Linked DNA regions of Homo sapiens: region 1 is linked to region 2. Evidence: chromatin loops called from intact Hi-C (ENCODE). Cell type or tissue: ovary. All regions are shown on one strand. Each heading gives the region's core, and the rest is flanking DNA. Links, peaks and the distances in the headings are about the cores only.

Evidence for each region. Hi-C counts contacts between places; a loop is a spot of excess contacts. Peaks named below come from ENCODE experiments on the same cell type or tissue, not always from the same donor. Only the 100,000 strongest peaks of a DNase experiment are listed, where the experiment ranks them.
Region 1: a loop joins it to region 2, with 2.3 times the contacts of the local background. A loop is called at or near these places in 1 of 110 quality-filtered maps.

The regions. Positions count from the first base shown.
Region 1 is chr19:2,767,989-2,773,349 of GRCh38, forward strand. SGTA (small glutamine rich tetratricopeptide repeat co-chaperone alpha) reads right to left here. Exons shown (of 12, transcript NM_003021.4): 2 at 981-1,103. The coding sequence starts at 1,080. Among named protein-coding and RNA genes, the nearest start is that of SGTA, 13 kb to the right of the region's middle. RefSeq lists an enhancer at 777-1,277. In ovary, for the core only: no CTCF peak of the experiment used is centred there; DNase peaks (open chromatin) are centred at 971 and 2,117; H3K27ac peaks cover 535 bases.
Region 2 is chr19:2,694,249-2,699,609 of GRCh38, forward strand. The region is part of intron 1 of GNG7 (G protein subunit gamma 7); the gene reads right to left. Among named protein-coding and RNA genes, the nearest start is that of GNG7, 5.8 kb to the right of the region's middle. RefSeq lists an enhancer at 4,315-4,434. In ovary, for the core only: no CTCF peak of the experiment used is centred there; no DNase peak of the experiment used is centred there; H3K27ac peaks cover 911 bases.

The DNA.
Region 1 (5,361 bases), core at 150-5,149, 74 kb after region 2:
CGTGGTGGGGGCTTGGCCCCACCTGGAGGGCCACGTCAGGGGTGAGGTGCCCCGGATGCTGTTGCACCTCCAAGGGCGCCTGGCCTGAGTAAGGAGCTTGAAGCCAGCCCCCAGTAGAAGGCCTGTATGACTGGGTCTGTACCAGGGCAGGACCATTGAGAGCAGGACAAGAAACAGCCACAGGGCCCCTCTCTCTGCTGGCCCACCTGACAGACTCAGCACCCAGGGGGCCCTCCCACCGAGCCAGACAACACTAGCCCTGGCCGCCTCCTCGTGTGGACCCAGGGTCCTAACCCAGGTCAGAAGTGGGGGTCAGCCACTTCCTGCCCAGCACTGTGTCAAGGACCCCGGGCACATCCCTACAGCTGTCACTGGGTGTCCATGCTACAGAGGCCTGGCAGGCCCAGGACACAGGTGAGCGAGGCATAGGTGGGGAAGGAGGACCTAGAGCAGAACCTGCAGCCACACGAGGGTGCCTCCCCGAGCCCTCCTTTCCCTCCGAGCCCCGGATCCAGGTGTCGCAGAAGCGCAAGCAAGACCAGCCAGGAGACCAAGGCACCTGGGGAGCGGACAGGCCATGCAGGATGCCAACGAGTCTGGGACTCTGGGGCGGGGCCAGCACTAGGAGAGCTTTTTCCCCGTGACCGATGGTGACACACACACACTGGGTGGTGAGAACATTCCAGAACACACCTTGGTGGAAGATGGGGAGATGGAAAAAAGCCACTGGAAGGCAGCTCAGCCTGAAGGCATCAAGCAGTGGTGGCGCCACGCAGTGGCAGGCGGGAGGGCTCAGCTCGGCCCTGGCTCCCACGGCCGGGGGCTGTGTGGCCCTGGGCAGACCCCTGCCCTCTCTGGGCTTAGCTTCCACCCCCAAAAAGCCAGGCGGGGGACCAGGCATCTACACACCAGGTGTCTACACGAGGCGACTGTGCTGGCCGCTGCCCGGGGAGAGGGGGAAGTGGCAGGCACCCACCTACCTTCCAAGCTCTCCTGAGCATCGGACGAGAGGCCCCCGTGCCGGAGCTGGTCATGCAGGAACTGGATGATGGCGTAGGCCAGGCGCTTCTTGTTGTCCATCTTGAGCCCAGAAGAGGTGATACCTGGGGGTGCAGGAAAAACCCCCATCAGGCCCCCTCACACTCCCCACTCCAGGCACCCCAGGCCTGCCCCTAACTAGCTGGGCCTCACTTTAAGGGTGCTGGCTGATCTCAGCTCCAGGACAGCCCAGGTAGAAAGGCCTTAATACGCCCATTTCACAGATGATGACCTGAGGCCCAGAGCTCACCAATCCGGCTATGCACACAGCCAGAAAGTGTGAGGCCAGCAGGCAAGCAGGGCCTGCCCTAGAGAACCCGCGTGCTCCCAGGGCCTCCTGAGCACTCCCAGGGTGGTACTGAGGCGCCACGGAGGTCCCCTCCGCCCCTGCTTCTGGCATGAGGTGGGTGGGGGCCAGGGATGCTGCCCAGCACCCTGCAGTGCCCAGGACAGCTCCACTCCAGAGAACGATCCAGCCCCAATGTCCACAGTGCTGAGAGGGAGAGACCTTGTCCTCAGCCAGAGCCACTGCCCCTTTCCTCAATTTACCTCTTTTGTGGCATGTCAGCAAGCATTTCTTAGGTACCCAACGGGGCCAGGTGTGCCTGCCCTGGTATCACTGTTTCACAGGACTTGCAGAGGACTCCCCCCAGGGACTTCTTGGGGACCCGTCTTGTTCCCCCTGGGAGGCCTACCTACCTCATTCCACCTCAGACCCCCCTCTAGTTCCCCCTCGGACACCCTCCTGTGCCCCCCTCGGACACCCGCCTGGTTCCCCCACCTGACACCCTCCTGGTTCCCCCAGCGGACACCCTCCTGGTTCCCCCAGCGGACACCAGCCTGGTTCCCCCACCGGACACCCTCCTGGTTCCCCCAGCGGACACCAGCCTGGTTCCCCCACCGGACACCCGCCTGGTTCCCCCCTCGGACACCCGCCTAGTTCCCCCCTCGGACACCCGCCTGGTTCCCCCCTCGGACACCCGCCTGTGCCCCCCTCGGACACCCGCCTGTGCCCCCCTCGGACACCCGCCTGGTTCCCCCCCGGATACCCTCCTGGATGCCCCCTCGGACACCCTCCTGGTTCCCTCTCAGAAACCCTCCTGGTTCCCCCTCGGACATCCGCCTGGTCCCCCCTCGGATACCCTGTCTTGTTCCTCATTCCCAGGACTTGACAGCTGCTTCTGCTCATGTCTGTGGTCCCTGCAGTTTCCTGCCAAAGCTCTAAAGGGTGCCAGATGGTGACATCAGGAGAGGCTGTTCTGGAATCTGGAGCTGTAGTCTATGGACAGGTCTTTTTTTAGTACAAGACCTTTCACACAGGTTTCCTGGGTGCCTGGGCCAACTTGGAGGGGCCTCGGCCACAGTGACCTTCACGGCTCTGAGCAGGAAGCCCCGACGTGAGCTTCCCCCGGGGCAGGCTGGCCGGCTGCCTTGAGGCGCCAGCTCAGGAAGGCTTGGCCTCACTGTGCCTCCATTTCCCCCGAAGGCTGGCGATGGTGACTCTAAACATTCAGATGTAACAAGCTGCGTGGAGAAGCAGCCGCCCCCGCCCCCGCCGCTGGAGCAGCCAAGTTCTGGGCTAGTCACGTCCACCTGGGACCTGAGCACGGGACCTTGTCTGTGTCTTTGCAGATGGAAACAAGTGGAGATGAGGTCGCTGTGGTGGCCCTAATGCAGGGATTGAACATGGCCGCACGGAGACGGCCGCGTGAAGACGGAGGCAGAGGCTGAGGCCATGTGGCCACACGAAGAGAGGTGAGGCTCGCTGGCCCCCAGCAGCTGGAAGAGGCAGGACGGAGCCTCCCTTGGGGCCTTCAGAGGGAACGTGGCCCAGCCTGCACCTTCATCTCAGACTTCTGGCCTCCAGAACTGCGAGGGAAATCAATCTTGGTTGTTTTAAGCCAGCCGGGTTGTGAGGGAGAGGCCAGGCGGTTCCCGGATCGTGGCCTGCAAAGCCTGTGAGCTCGGACGGGTTGTTCGGCCTGAGCCTCCGCCTCCATGTCTGTAAAATGGGGAGCTCCATTGTGGCTGCTGTCAGGGGTCGGGGAAAAAATAACCCGGAAGCTGTCAGCCCAGCGCTTGGCGCCCTGCGATATCTGTTGTTAATATCACGATTCTGCCAGGCGTGGTGGCTCACGCCTGTAATCCCAGCACTTTGGGAGGCCGAGGCAGGCAGATCACGAGGTCAGGAGACAGAGACCATCCTGGCCAAACACGGTGAAACCCCATCTCTACTAAAAATACAAAAATTAGCTGGCATGGTGGCACGTGCCTGTAATCCCAGCTACTCGGGAGGCTGAGGCAGGAGAATCACTTGAACCAGGGAGTTGGAGGTTGCAGTGAGCTGAGATCACACCACTGCACTCCAGCCTGGCAACAGAGTGAGACTCCATGTCAAAAAAAAAAAATCATGATTCCTCGTGGTGAGTCTCGTGGCATAGACCTCGGTTGGCTGTTTTTGGCAGTGTGACCTAGGGGAAGCGACTTAACTCTGCTGAGCCTCAGTTTCCTCTTCTGTCCCCCATGGATGGCGACAGCACCTCCCCATCGGGGGGGGGGGGAGGGGTACGAGACCAGGCGTGCACAACGCTGAGTGAACACCCCCACACAGGCAGGTACGTGGACGGGTGCTGGTGCACCCTCCGTGTCCAGATCAACACATGCTGAGGCTATTCCAGAAACGCTGCCCGGCTGTGCAGTTTCACTGGGAGCATTTGGAGAACCTGCTCTGAGGCCAGAAGCAGGCATGGAGAGGGGTTGCTGTGGTGCTGGCGCATGGAGGGGCAGCCCTTGGGGAGGCCCTGGCCGTGGGATGGGACCCCCATCCTCTGTTCTTGCGATGAGGTTCCCTTGGCTGGGCCTCCCTTCTCCACCTGCTCCTTCCGGGCTGGGCTGGGCAGCCGCCTTCCCTGGAATCCACTCCCTGTCCAGGGCCTCTGGTGTCTCTGAGCAGCTGGGTCTTCCCCATCTCTGTCCCTCACTGGCTGACATACAGGGTGGCGGGGCTGTGTGTCACCGGCCTTCCTCCGGGGCCGGGCCCAGCCCGTGCATAGTGGACCTTATTCTTAGTTGCACTCTGTGTGCCAAGACGCATGAGGCAAGGGGCAGGCCTGAGGCCTCAGGAGCTGGGGAACCACCGTGAGGAGAAGCACAGGTTTGAGATCAGACGCTCGGATTCAGGCTGGGTCAGACAGGGCCTGGCCAAGAGGCCGCCAGCCTCGGGATGGACGAGGAAGGGCGAGGCCTGAAGGAATCTTCTACAGTGACAGCTGCCTCTGGATAATTTCTTATTCTTCTCTGCTCTGTGCCCAGATCTGCTCTCCAAGAAGTGACTAAAGCCACAAACACCTACAAGGAAACTCTGACCCAGCACCCAGGAGGCCACGGCTCCTCCTTCTGAGCCAGCACAGTGCAAGGGGTCTCTGCCGCCAGGTCCCACTCCCCAGCTGGGCCCCAGGGACCCTCTGCGCGCAGCCACGCTGACAGGCGGCTCCAGGGGCTGAATACTGTCGTGTGCTGAACTGTGTCCCCCAAATCCATACACTGAAGTCCTAACTGCCAGGACCTTGGAATGCGACCTCACCTGGAAATAAGATCTTGGCGGACAGAATTTGGTAAGATGACATCATACCAGTGTACGGCGGGTCCCTAGAGCAATAACCAATGTCCTTATAAAAAGGGGACATTTGGATGCAGACGCATGCACAGGGAGAACACTGTGTGGATGTGAAGGCAGAAATGGGTGACGCGGCCACACGGCAGGGACACCGAGGGCAGAGATGGGTGACGCGGCCACAGGGCAGGGACACCGAGGGCAGAGGTGGGTGACGCGGCCACAGGGCAGGGACACCGAGGGCAGAAATGGGTGACGCGGCCACAGGGCAGGGACACCGAGGGCAGAGGTGGGTGACGCGGCCACACGGCAGGGACACCGAGGGCAGAGGTGGGTGACGCAGCCACACGGCAGGGACTCCGAGGGCAGAGGTGGGTGACGCGGCCACACGGCAGGGACACCGAGGGCAGAGATGGGTGACGCGGCCACACGGCAGGGACACCGAGGGCAGAGGTGGGTGACGCGGCCACACGGCAGGGACACCGAGGGCAGAGGTGGGTGACGCGGCCACACGGCAGGGACTCCGAGGGCAGAGGTGGGTGACGCGGCCACACGGCAGGGACACCGAGGGCAGAGATGGGTGACGCGGCCACACGGCAGGGACACCGAGGGCAGAGATGGGTGACGCGGCCACAGGGCAGGGACACCGAGGGCAGAGATGGGTGACGCGGCCACACGGCGGGGACACCGAGGGCAGAGGTGGGTGACGC
Region 2 (5,361 bases), core at 219-5,218:
GGAATAGCACTTAACTAGTTCAACCATAGTTTTTAGGGGAAAAAAAAAAGTTTTAGTTGAAAGGATCTGTTCTACCATAGCCTGGTATAGAGCAGTGGTTCTCAACCCCAGATGACTGTGGACAATGTCTGGGGACATCGGTGGCTGTCACAACTCAGAGATGCTCCTGGCGTGGAGTGGGTGGAGCCCAGAGACGCTGCTCAGCACCCTGCAGTGCCCAGGACGGCCCCACCCCAGAGAACAATCCGGTCCCCCCTATCTGCAGTACTAAGAGGGAGCCCCTACATTATTTGGGAAAAAAATCAAGTCTGCTTCCTGATCACACTAGACACCAGAATAAACTCCCAATGGGGCAGACAGTGTAAATCAGGGGGACCCCCAGCTTCTGGGGCTCACCTCCTCTCTCCCTCCCCACTCAGGGTGTGGATTTCAATGTGTGCAGCCTCCTGGGACCTCAGCAGGGCAGAGGATCATGGGACGCGGAGTCTCTTGGAGTCCGTGGACTCCCCTAGCCCAGGTGTGATCTGCTCCCTGAGGGACACTGGGCTATGTCTGGGGACATCTGTGGTTGTCACAACTGGAGGTGCTCCTGGCGTGGAGTGGGTGGAGGCCAGGGACGCTGCTCGGCACCTCAGGACCTGCAGTGCCCAGGACAGCCCTGCCCCAGAAAATGACCCTACTCAGGCCATCACAGGGTAGGGTTGAACTCGAGCTCAGGAGTTCGAGACCAGCCTAGGCAATACAGGGGGACCTCCACGTTTACAAAAAAAAGTTTTAATTAGCTGGGCATGGTGGCGTGCATCTGTAGTCCCAGCTACTCTGGGAGGCTGAGGTGGGAGGATTGCTTGAGCCCGGAGTTTGAGGCTGCAGTGAGCCAGGCTGAGAAAATGTGTGGTGAGTGGCATGGGGAGACCTAGCGCCCTCTGTGTACCCACCAAGATGGGCCAGTCTCCACCAATCCGTTCCCTGGCAAACTTGTATTCTACTCAAAGCTTCCTCGTGGCCTCCTGTCTGGACCTTCCGCAGCCCCCTCTCTACCCCCCTGGACGACTTCTTATCACCCCTGCACCTATTCAGCTCCTAGAACACACAGGCCCGAGGCCCCCACCTCTGTGCCACCCTGGGCTCAGGCCCCTCTGACCCAGACTGCCATCTCCACGGCCCCCACACCAGCACACAGATGCCTCATTCACGTGGTGCTCCCAGGGCCTGGCACCAGTTCTGAGGCTTAAAATAGGCACACAACGGGCCTTTGTCGGATAGAGGAAGGAAGGAAGGAGCGTTTCAGACAAAGGAGACAGCAACAGCAGCGTCCAGGAAACCCAGGGGCACCGGGGAGGTGGATGGAGCCAAGTGGGGGTGGGGTACTTGAAGGGTCAGAGGGCAGGGCCAGGCCATGCAGGACCCTGAAGACCCCATGAGGAACTGGGGTGCCATCATGTGGGTGCTGACTTGATAGGAGGCAGGGAAGTGACCGTCTGATCAGTGCCCAGGAAGCTTACTAGGAAGGTCCTGCTGGAGCTGGAGAAACCAGAGGCTGATTCGTCACCTCGGAGTCTCCCGCCAGGGATGATGAGGCTCTCGGCTCAAGAGGGAGCACTGAGATGGGAAAGAAAGCAGACAGAAGGGGCCGGGCATGGGGGCTCACGCCTGTAATCCCAGCACTTTGGGAGGCCGAGGCGGGCAGATCACCTGAGGTCAGGAGTTCGAGACCAGCCTGGGCAACATGGTGAAACCCTGTTTCTACTAAACATAAAAATTATCTGGGTGTGGTGGTGCATGCCTGTAATCCCAGCTACTCGGGAGGCTGAGGCAGGAGAATCACTGGAACCTGGGAGGTGGAGGTTGCAGTGAGCCGAGATTGCACCACTGCACTCCAGCCCGGGAGACAGAGCAAGACTCCGTCAAAAAAAAAGAAAAGAGAGAAAGAGAGAGAGGAGAGAGAGGGGAGAGAGGGGAGAGAGGGAAGAGAGGAGAGAGAGGAGAGAGAGAAAGAAAAAGAAAAAAGAAAGAAAGAGAAGGAGAGAAAGAAAAAGAGAGAGAGAGAAAGAAAGAAAGAAAGAAAGAAAGAAAGAAAGAAAGAAAGAAAGAAAGAAAGAAAAGAAAGAAAAGAAAGAAAGAAAGGAAAGGAAGGGAAGAAAGAAAGGAAAGACGAAGGAAGAAGGAAGGAAGGAAGGAAAGAAAGAAAGAAAGAGAAAGAAAGAACCACTAAACAAACATCCCAAGCTTCAGTGCAGTGGACTGCCTGTGCCCAGGAAAAAGCCATTTACATCCCAGCACTGTGCTCCATTGCCCAAAGGCAAAAGCGGCCGAGCGTGTGTTGCTGAATGGATGGATGAGCACAGCCCGGCCTGTCCACGCACCGGAACACGACTCAGCCCTGAAAAGGGTCGAGGCTCTGACGCAGGCCACAGCACGGATGCACCTTGAGCATGTCACACGCAGTGAGAGACACCAGACACAAAAGGCCACACAGTGTGTGACCCATTTCTTTGAAATGTCTAGGACAGGCCAGTCCAGAGACAGGAGGGAGAGGCGTGGGTGCCAGGGCTGGGGGAGGGGGTGGAGAGTCCCCCTCATGGGGACAAAAGATTTTACTAGGTGATGGAATGTTTTTTTGTTTGTTTGTTTTTTGAGACAGAGTCTCGCTCTGTTGCCCAGGCTGGAGTGCAGTGCTCACCGCAACCTCCGCCTCCCAGGTTCAAGCGATTCTCCTGCCTCAGCCTCCTGAGTAGCTGGGATTACAGGCGCCCGGCTAATTTTTGTATTTTTACTAGCGACAGGGTTTCGCCATGTTGGCCAGACTGGTCTCGAACTCCTGACCTCAACTGATCCACCTGCTTCGGCCTCCCAAAATGCTGGGATCACAGGAATGTTCTGAAAGGGGCTTATAGGGATGTTTGCACAGCTGATAAACTTATTTAAAAGATGGAATTGCATCCTTAAAAGGTCTGAATGTTATGAAGTGTAAATTATACCTCAATTTTTGTCATAAAAAGCAGTAAGACTTTTCCTTTTGCGAGGTTCAAGTAACTGTTCGTGGAAGCGTCTCGGAGCTGCCCACGAACCCCACCGCCCATCCGTGTCAGGAGCCGATGTGGGGGAGCAACCACACAGAGAGAGCGTGGCCCACTCACGCCGCAGGATGGGGGAGGAGGAGGACAGGAGTGACCCCTCGGGGGCCGCTGTGTGACTGAGGATGGGTCAGCCCATCTCCTTAGCTCTCACACTCATCGGTAGGGTCTCCTGGGTGACGTAAACCATGAACACTTTTCTCTAACCCTTAAGAGACAGAGGCCAGGCCAAAGAGTGCATGTATAAAAAGCAGTGACAAGTGAAGTCAAGAAATGTCAACGAGCGGGGAGAGGCGCCCGACATCAACAAGGACGCAGAATTGCAGAAATCAGCCGTGAAAGGACACAGCGGCCGGGCGCGGTGGCTCACGCCTGTCACCCCAGCACTTTGGGAGGCTGAGGTGGGTGGATGACCTAAGGTCAGGAGTTCGAGGCCAGCCTGGCCAACATGGTGAGGGCCCCGTCCCCCCCCCCGCCCGTCTCTACTAAAAATACAAAAATTAGCCGGGCGTGGTGGCACATGCCTGTAATGGAAGCTACTCGGGAGGCTGGGGCAGGAGAATCGCTTGAACCCGGGAGGCGGAGGTTGCAATGAGACAAGATGGCGCCACTGCACTCCAGCCTGGGCAATGAACGAGACCACATCTCAAAAACAAAAGACAGGCCGGGTGCGGGGGCTCATGCTTATAATCCCAGCACTTTGGGAGGTCGAGGCAGGTGGATCACCAGAGGTCAGGAGTTCCAGACCAGCCTGGCTAACATGGTGAAACTCCGTCTCTACTAAAAATACAAAAATTAGCTGGGTGTGGTGGTGGGTGCCTGTAGTCCCAGCTACTCGGGAGGCTGAGGCAGGAGAATGGCTTGAACCCAGGAGGCAGAGGTTGCAGTGAGCCGAGATCGCACCACTGTACTCCAGCCCGGGCAACGGAATGAGACCATGTCTCAAAAAAAAAAGGACAGGCCGGGCGCGGTGGCTCACGCCTGTAATCCCAACACTTTGGGAGGCCGAGGTAGGTGGATCACCTGAGGTCAGGAGTTTGAGACCAGCCTGGGCAATATGGTGAAACCCCGTCTCTACTAAAAATATAAAAATTAGCCGGGTGCAGTGGTGTACGCCCATAATCCCAGCTACTCGAGAGGATGAGGCAGAAGAATTGCTTGAGCCCTGGAGGCGGAGGTTGCAGTGAGCCAAGATTGCACCATTGCACTCCAGCCTTGGTGACAGAGAAAGACTGTGTTTCAAAAAAGAAAAAAAAAAGAAAGAAAAGAAAAAAAGAAAGCACCAGCTCCCAAGCCTATAGAGACCAGGCACGACCTTCCTGTAAGAAACCATGAAGCATCTTCAAAAATACAAATGACTCTGGATACGATTTTAAAGACCATCGCTGCTTCCAGATGGAACTGAAAAAATCCGAATAACACCTTGAATGAAGAAAGGAGTGTTTTCCACTACTATCGGTGAACAAGAAAAATGCCTCCATTCAGTAAACACGAAGCTGAATTGTCTACACGTGAGGGTAATTTGTGTTTAGTTCTCTTTGCCTTCAAACAGTGGGGCCCCAGGGTTTACGAAGCATGAAACAAGAACAGAAAATAACGGTATCGGTCAAAGGATGTTTTCTAAATAAAGCTCCTCTGTAAGATCGAGACGCACCTGCAGAATTTGAGCTTCGTTGGAAGCTTCACGTTCCAGGTTAAAACCAAGAAAGCACATTGCAAACATTGTCATCTTCCAATGCTTGCAACTGACAACTTCAGGCCATCTTCTAAATCAGTACTAAGTGTTCAAAAGCCACATAAAAGGCCCACCTAGAAAGGAGTAGCCTTTTTTTTTTTTTTTTTTTGAGACAGAGTCTCACTCTGTGGCCCAGGCTGGAGTGCAGTGGTGCAATCTCAGCTCACTGCAACCTCTGCCTCCTGGGTTCAGGTGATTCTCCTGCCTCAGCCCCCCAAGTAGCTGGGATTACAGGCGTGTGCTACCACGCCCAGTTAGTTTTTGTATTTTTAGTACAGATGGGGTTTCACCATGTTGGCCAGGATGGTCTTGAATTCCTGACCTCAAGTGATCCACCCACTTCGGCCTCCCAAAGTGCTGAGATTACAGGCGTGAGCCACCGCACCCAGCCATAAGTAGGCATTTCTAATGTTTTCTAAAAGCAGTGAGACCTTACTTCTCCCCTCTCCGAATGACAGCACTAAATGACTTAAAAGCAATCCTCAATTCTGAATGACCCCACTTCCTGCACATCAAAGGGGAGATGAGGTCGTTAAAGGAGAAAATAAATCA